2 separate regions of the Homo sapiens genome follow, and region 2 is linked to region 1. Evidence: chromatin loops called from intact Hi-C (ENCODE). Cell type or tissue: heart right ventricle. All regions are shown on one strand. Each heading gives the region's core, and the rest is flanking DNA. Links, peaks and the distances in the headings are about the cores only.

What was found. A loop is a pair of places that touch in the nucleus more often than their neighbours do. Peaks named below come from ENCODE experiments on the same cell type or tissue, not always from the same donor. Only the 100,000 strongest peaks of a DNase experiment are listed, where the experiment ranks them.
Region 2: it touches region 1 in a loop (2.1-fold over the local background); 48 of 110 quality-filtered maps call a loop at or near these places.

The regions. Positions count from the first base shown.
Region 1 is chr6:37,683,848-37,686,756 of GRCh38, reverse strand. The region is part of intron 1 of MDGA1 (MAM domain containing glycosylphosphatidylinositol anchor 1); the gene reads left to right. Among named protein-coding and RNA genes, the nearest start is that of MDGA1, 13 kb to the left of the region's middle. In heart right ventricle, for the core only: no CTCF peak of the experiment used is centred there; no DNase peak of the experiment used is centred there.
Region 2 is chr6:37,573,554-37,576,462 of GRCh38, reverse strand. LOC124901313 (a long non-coding RNA gene) reads right to left here and starts at 1,758. Exons shown (of 2, transcript XR_007059568.1): 1 at 1-1,758. In heart right ventricle, for the core only: no CTCF peak of the experiment used is centred there; no DNase peak of the experiment used is centred there.

The DNA of each region.
Region 1 (2,909 bases), core at 238-2,737:
AACCTGGAAGGTTTAAAAAGTCCTGATGCTGGCTAGGCTCAGTGACTCACACCTGTAATCCCAACACTTTGGGAGGCCAAGGCGGGTGGATCTCCTGAGGTCAGGAGTTTGAGACCAGCCTGGGCAACATGGTGAAACCCCGTCTCTACTAAAAATAAAAAAATTAGCCAGGTGTGGTGGCGGACACCTGTAATCCCAGCTACTCGGGAGGCTGAGGCAGGAGAATCGCTTGAATCAGGGAGGCCGAGGTTGTAGTGAGCCGAGATCACGCCACTGCACTCCAGCCTGAGCAACGAGAGTGAAACTCCATCTCAAAAAAAAAAAGCCCAGGTTGCACAACATACCCATTAAATCAGAATGTCTAGGGGGTGGAAACCAGTCATCTGCATTAAAAAAAAAAGTCCCTACGTGATTCCAGTGTGCAGCAAAGGTTGGGAACCCTGCCTTTTGACATTTTGCCTCAAGGTCACCAAAAGGCTGATGGGGCTCAGCCATCATGAGACATTCCAGGAAGGAAGACAGCAGGAACCTTTAAAAGGCAGGCCTGTCGGCTGAGTCTGCTGTCTTTAAGGAGCTTTCCCAGAAACACCCTGCAGTGACTTCTGCTTACATCTTACTGGCCATTCTTAGCTTCAAGGCAGGCTGAGAAATAGGGTTTTTTAGATGGGCACATTCCCATCTGAGAAAATATCTGTATTCTGTTAGAAAGAAAGGGAGAGTGGGTATTGGGTGGGTGATGAGCAGTCTTTGCCACAAATACCCGTTTTAGGGGCAGTTGGTGTTTCTTGAATGAAAGGGGATTTAGATGAATGTGAATGACTGCTCTCCTCCTCACTCACCCCACTCTGCCAGCCTATCCTCACCTCGCCCCACTCTGCCAGCCTAGCTCAGGTGGGGTGGGGGTGGGGGTCCTGGCTGCTCTGAAGATGCCCAGAAGAGACCTGAGGAAAGACAGCGACCTAGAGGAGGGGGATGACTTGCTTGGGTCACCCAGACATTCAAGTGACAGTCCCACCAGCTTCCCGTCTGCCAGCGCCCCCCGACACTGTCGGTTCACATGTCCCTGGGATTGTTGATGTCTACCGGTTGGTACCTCTCTCTGCTAGCAGGTGTCTCCTTTCAGCCCCGAAGGCAGAAGAGCTCTGTGGTTCCAGAAAAAGCAGCCTCCTGATTTCTGGGAACAGAGACGGATGGGCTGTGTGAGAGGCTCTGGTCCGGAGGTGATCTAACTCATCTTTCTGCCTCTCAGCAGGCCCACACCCACATGAGACCAAGCAGCCCCACTGCTGTTTGCTCAGTGCCTCTGGTCCTTCATTTTGGGAAGTTCTTCCTATTGACCTTGTTTCAACTTTCTGTAACAACTTATCAGAAAGAAAGATTCAGGAACGGAGACCTCTGAGTTGAACTTGAGTAACTCCTCGGCCCTGAGACGCTCCTGAAGTGATTTTTTTTTTTTTAATTTTTTGAGACAATGTCTCACTCTTTCTCCTAGGCTGGAGTGCAGTGGCACCATCTCAGCTTACTGCATTCTCCGTCTCCTGGGTTCAAGTGCCTCAGCTTTTGAGTAGCTGGGATTACAGGCATGTGCCACCACACCCGGTTAATTTTTTGTATTTTTGTAGAGACGAGATTTTGCCATGTTGCCCAGGCTGGCCTCAAATTCCTGGGCTCAAGCAATCTGCCCGCCTCGGCCTCCCAAAGTGCTCAGATTACAAGTATGAGCCACTGTCCCCAGCTGCCAAGTGATTCTTTAGAAACTCTTGATGAAGGCATTTCCCCCATCTCTGAGAGGGATACTGGGCAGATAGAGATGGGGAAATGAATTGAATTTCAGTGGCCTCATCTACTTGGGTTTGATTCCGGTGTTCCAGTAAAATGCAGGGGACCTTGAGGAGGCCAGGTTACCTTCTGGCAAGATACATAAAGCCCATAAGGCAAGCTGAAGTTCTGTGCCACGGCAAGACCTGAATTCACTTTTCTTTCTGGAATAAGACTACAGGGTAGACACAGAGAAGGCCATGAGGAGGGGCACGAGGGTATGGCAAGGAGTGAGCTCAGCTGCCAGCCAGTGGCCTTCAATGACCCAAAAACAAATCTTCCAGATTCATTGCAGGAAGAAACTGAGACCGCAGAAGGCAAGTGGCTTATCAAGGTCACACAGCAATTAGGTGCCGAGGCTGAAGTTAAAAGCCATGTCAAAGGACTTTCTACAGCTTTCTTTCTCATTCTCCTGTGTCACCTCCCAGGCTTAGGGGAATCCAGGACATGTCTGCATGGCGTTTATAAGCTCATTGTGTGCCCACATCTCTATAATCCTTCCCCTACCCCTGTGAACCTCATTTCTTATTCTCAGACCTCATTGCATCCAGACTACAGAATCTGGGGCTCATTCTGGGTCTAGAACTCTGGTTAGATGTTAGAGGCCCTTATTGGAAATGTCAGGGCTTCCCCCGCCCTTGTGGGTAGGAAGGTGAGCCTGCTTGGTAGTGTGAACTGGAGGTTGCTGCCAGTCTCCACCGGGTCCAACATCTTGTCACACTGCCTACAAGTTCCACTTTAGAGTTATTAACAAGCTAGCTGGCAGAAGCACTGCCACTGTTTCCAGAAGGTTACTCTGGGAATACCTGGCAGCCCTAAGCCTTCTCCCGATGGCACAGGTTGGTTGATCAGATGAGCTGGATCTTGAGCCATGAGATTCAGGCAAGGAAGTTTCCAGGGGAGTGGTGGGTGGAGGAAGAGGATGATGGTGGGGTATTTGATATGTGTGTAGAGGGGTCATTAGGCAATATGTGGACTCTGTGTTGTGGCCATGTGAGAAATTTCGTAGTGGACACCATGGACAGTCAAAACACACTTGGACTCATAGTCTTAGTTTGGGTTGCCCCAGAAGTAGACTCTGAGATAAGGAG
Region 2 (2,909 bases), core at 303-2,802, 110 kb after region 1:
ACACATGCACACACACATACATGTCCATAAATGTGCACACACACGAACACACATGCGCACATGTACACACACGCACAGGCACACACATGAATGTACACACACGCACACACACGAATACACATGCACACACATACAGGCACCCACACACGAACGCCCCATGGTTCCTGCACCTTACCTACCAGTAGCTGAATGGCACTGCCCAGTGAGGAAACATTGAAAATCACTTCCAGGTTGGGAAAGCGGCTCCTCAGTGGGGCGGGCAGCCTTCATGTGCCTGGTGGAGCCCAGGTGGGGCTGGAAGTTGTCAGGGAAGGAACACAGCCCTTGTTCAGCCCCTTCTCCAGCCTCAGCCTGGCCCAGCCCCAGCCTGGCCCAGCCCTGCTCCCCGCTTTTCTGATCCCCACACATGCTCCTCCTTTGCAGAGCTGAGACCCAGAAAACAGACAAAGAAGAAGGAGTGTGGTCACTATCCCCAACAGGCCCAAGTCTAGGCCACCTTCCTTCTCCTACATCCCACCCATGTGTGGAATATTCCTTCCCATTCTCACCCTCTGAGGCCCTGAGTGACACAATGGCCCCCACAGGGACAGGGCTAAGCCCCAGGAGCCCTGGAAGCTGTGCTCTGGTCATTCCATCCCTACCCCTTCTCTGTCCTTGTATCTGCAGCCCTGTCCCCAAAACCTCACTCCTGCACCAAATTTGTGTCCAGCCTTTCTTATAAGCCCAGCCACTCCCCAGAAGCAAGGGGCAAGTTTATCTTCATTTCTTTTGAACTCTAAGTACAATAGATCCTATTCTAGAGCTAAAATTGTATTACTCATCAGATCCAACCCTCCCAGAATGTTTTGTAAATATGACAACAGAAGCACAGAGGGGGAAAGTCGCTTTTTCAGGTCCCATGGTGAGTTAGTGGCAGAGCCTGAACAAAGTCCTGACTGCTATTCTATTTTATTCTGTCACCACAAGCACATCTGTTATTAGATAGGCCAGAGACACCCATCCTGCCTGTGGCAAGGCCTTGACACAGCCTTTCCAGATGTCCCTTCTCCTGAACGGAAGCAAGGCAGGTGAGAGTGTGGGCCCTGGGGAGCTGTCCTCTGTCTGGCTAACGGTGCTTTTCAGTGGCTGGTGGAAAACTGAGGGAAGAAAAGAGATTATTATAAAGTGCCTGTCATATGTTGGCACTGTGCACCTACCAAGATATTAAAATGGAGGTTTCAAAGTCATCGACATACAATAGAGGTGAAATTTCAAAGTCAGATCTTATACACAGAATTTACCAGGGAAATGTTCAAGAACGAGGTGCATAACTCAGAGCACCCTCAGCCAAGCCAAAGAAATATAAAGAGGGTGGATAGTGGAAAAGAGGACTGGTGAAAAGATTACTCTAGAGAGAGCCCTTGCTATGCCGTGGATCCCATCTCACACCCACCAACATGCCTGTAATAAAAAAGACACATCGTAACAAGCGTTGATGAGGAAGCGGAAGAATTGGAACCCTCATATGCGGCAGAAGAAAACTATCTGGCAGTTCCTCAGAAAGTTAGTTACCCAGGAACTCTACTTCTGGGTAAATACCCAAGAGAAATGAAAACATGTGTCCACACAAAAACTTGTACATGAGTGTTCACAGCAGCATGAAGTCACAGTATTCTAAAAGTGGAAACAACCCAAAAGTCCATCACTATAACAAAATACGATCTATTCGTACGATGGATCATTCAGCCACAAAAAGGAATGATTACTGATACATGCTACAACATGGATGAACCTTGAAAACACCATGCATCGAGAATTAAACATTAAGTGAAAGAAGCCAGTAACAGGCCAGGCACCGTGGCTCAGGCCTATAATCCCAGCACTTTGGGGGGCCAAGGTGGGCGGATCACCTAAGGTCAGGAGTCAAGACCAGCCTGGCCAATATGGTGAAGCCCCATCTCTACAAAATAAATTTTTTTTTTAATTAGCTGAGCGTGGTGGTGCACACCTGTAATCCCAGCTACTGGGGAGGCTGAGGCAGGAGAATCGCTTGAACCCAGGAGGCAGAGGTTGCAGTGAGCCGAGATTGAGGCATTGCACTCCAGCCTGGGTGACAGAGTGAGACTCCCTCTCAAAAAAAAAAAGAAGCCAGTCACAAACGTCAACACATTGTTTGATTCTGTTTCTTTTTTCTCTTTCCTTTTTTTTTTTTTTTTTTTTTTTTGAGACAAAGTTTCGCTCTTGTTGTCCAGGCTGGAATGCAATGGCGTGATCTCGGCTCACCGCAACCTCCGCCTCCTGGGTTCAAGCGATTCTCCTGCCTCAGCCTCCTGAGTAGCTGGGATTACAGGCAGGCGCCACCATACCTAGCAAATTTTGTATTTTTAGTAGAGACGGAGTTTCTCCATGTTGGTCATGCTGGTCTCGAACTCCTGAACTCAGGTGATCTGCCCGCCCGCCTCGGCCTCCCAAAGTGCTGGGATTACAGGCGTGAGCCACCAATTCTGTTTTTATGAAAAGTCCAGAGAAGGCAAATCTCTAAAGACAGAAAGTAGCTGAATGAATTGCCTAGGGCCAGGGAGTGGTGGGGGATGGGGGGATGGGGAGGGACTGCTAATGTGTATAGAGTTTCTTTTTGGGGTGATGAAAATGTTCTAAAACTGATTGTAGTAATGGTCGCATGACTCTTCGAATACACTAAAACAACACTGAATTGCGCATTTTAAAATGGCAGATTTTATGGTGTGTGAATTATATCTCAATAAAGCTGGGGTTTTTTTTGTTTTTTGTTTGTTTGTTTGTTTTTTTAAGTGACTGCAGAATCATCACTTATGCGGGAGAGAGTAGAAAAGTCTTCGGCCTGCTGATGTTTTCAGTTAGGTCAAGGAAAGATAATCCCCACTGAATAAATTTAAAAGAGACTGTGGGAC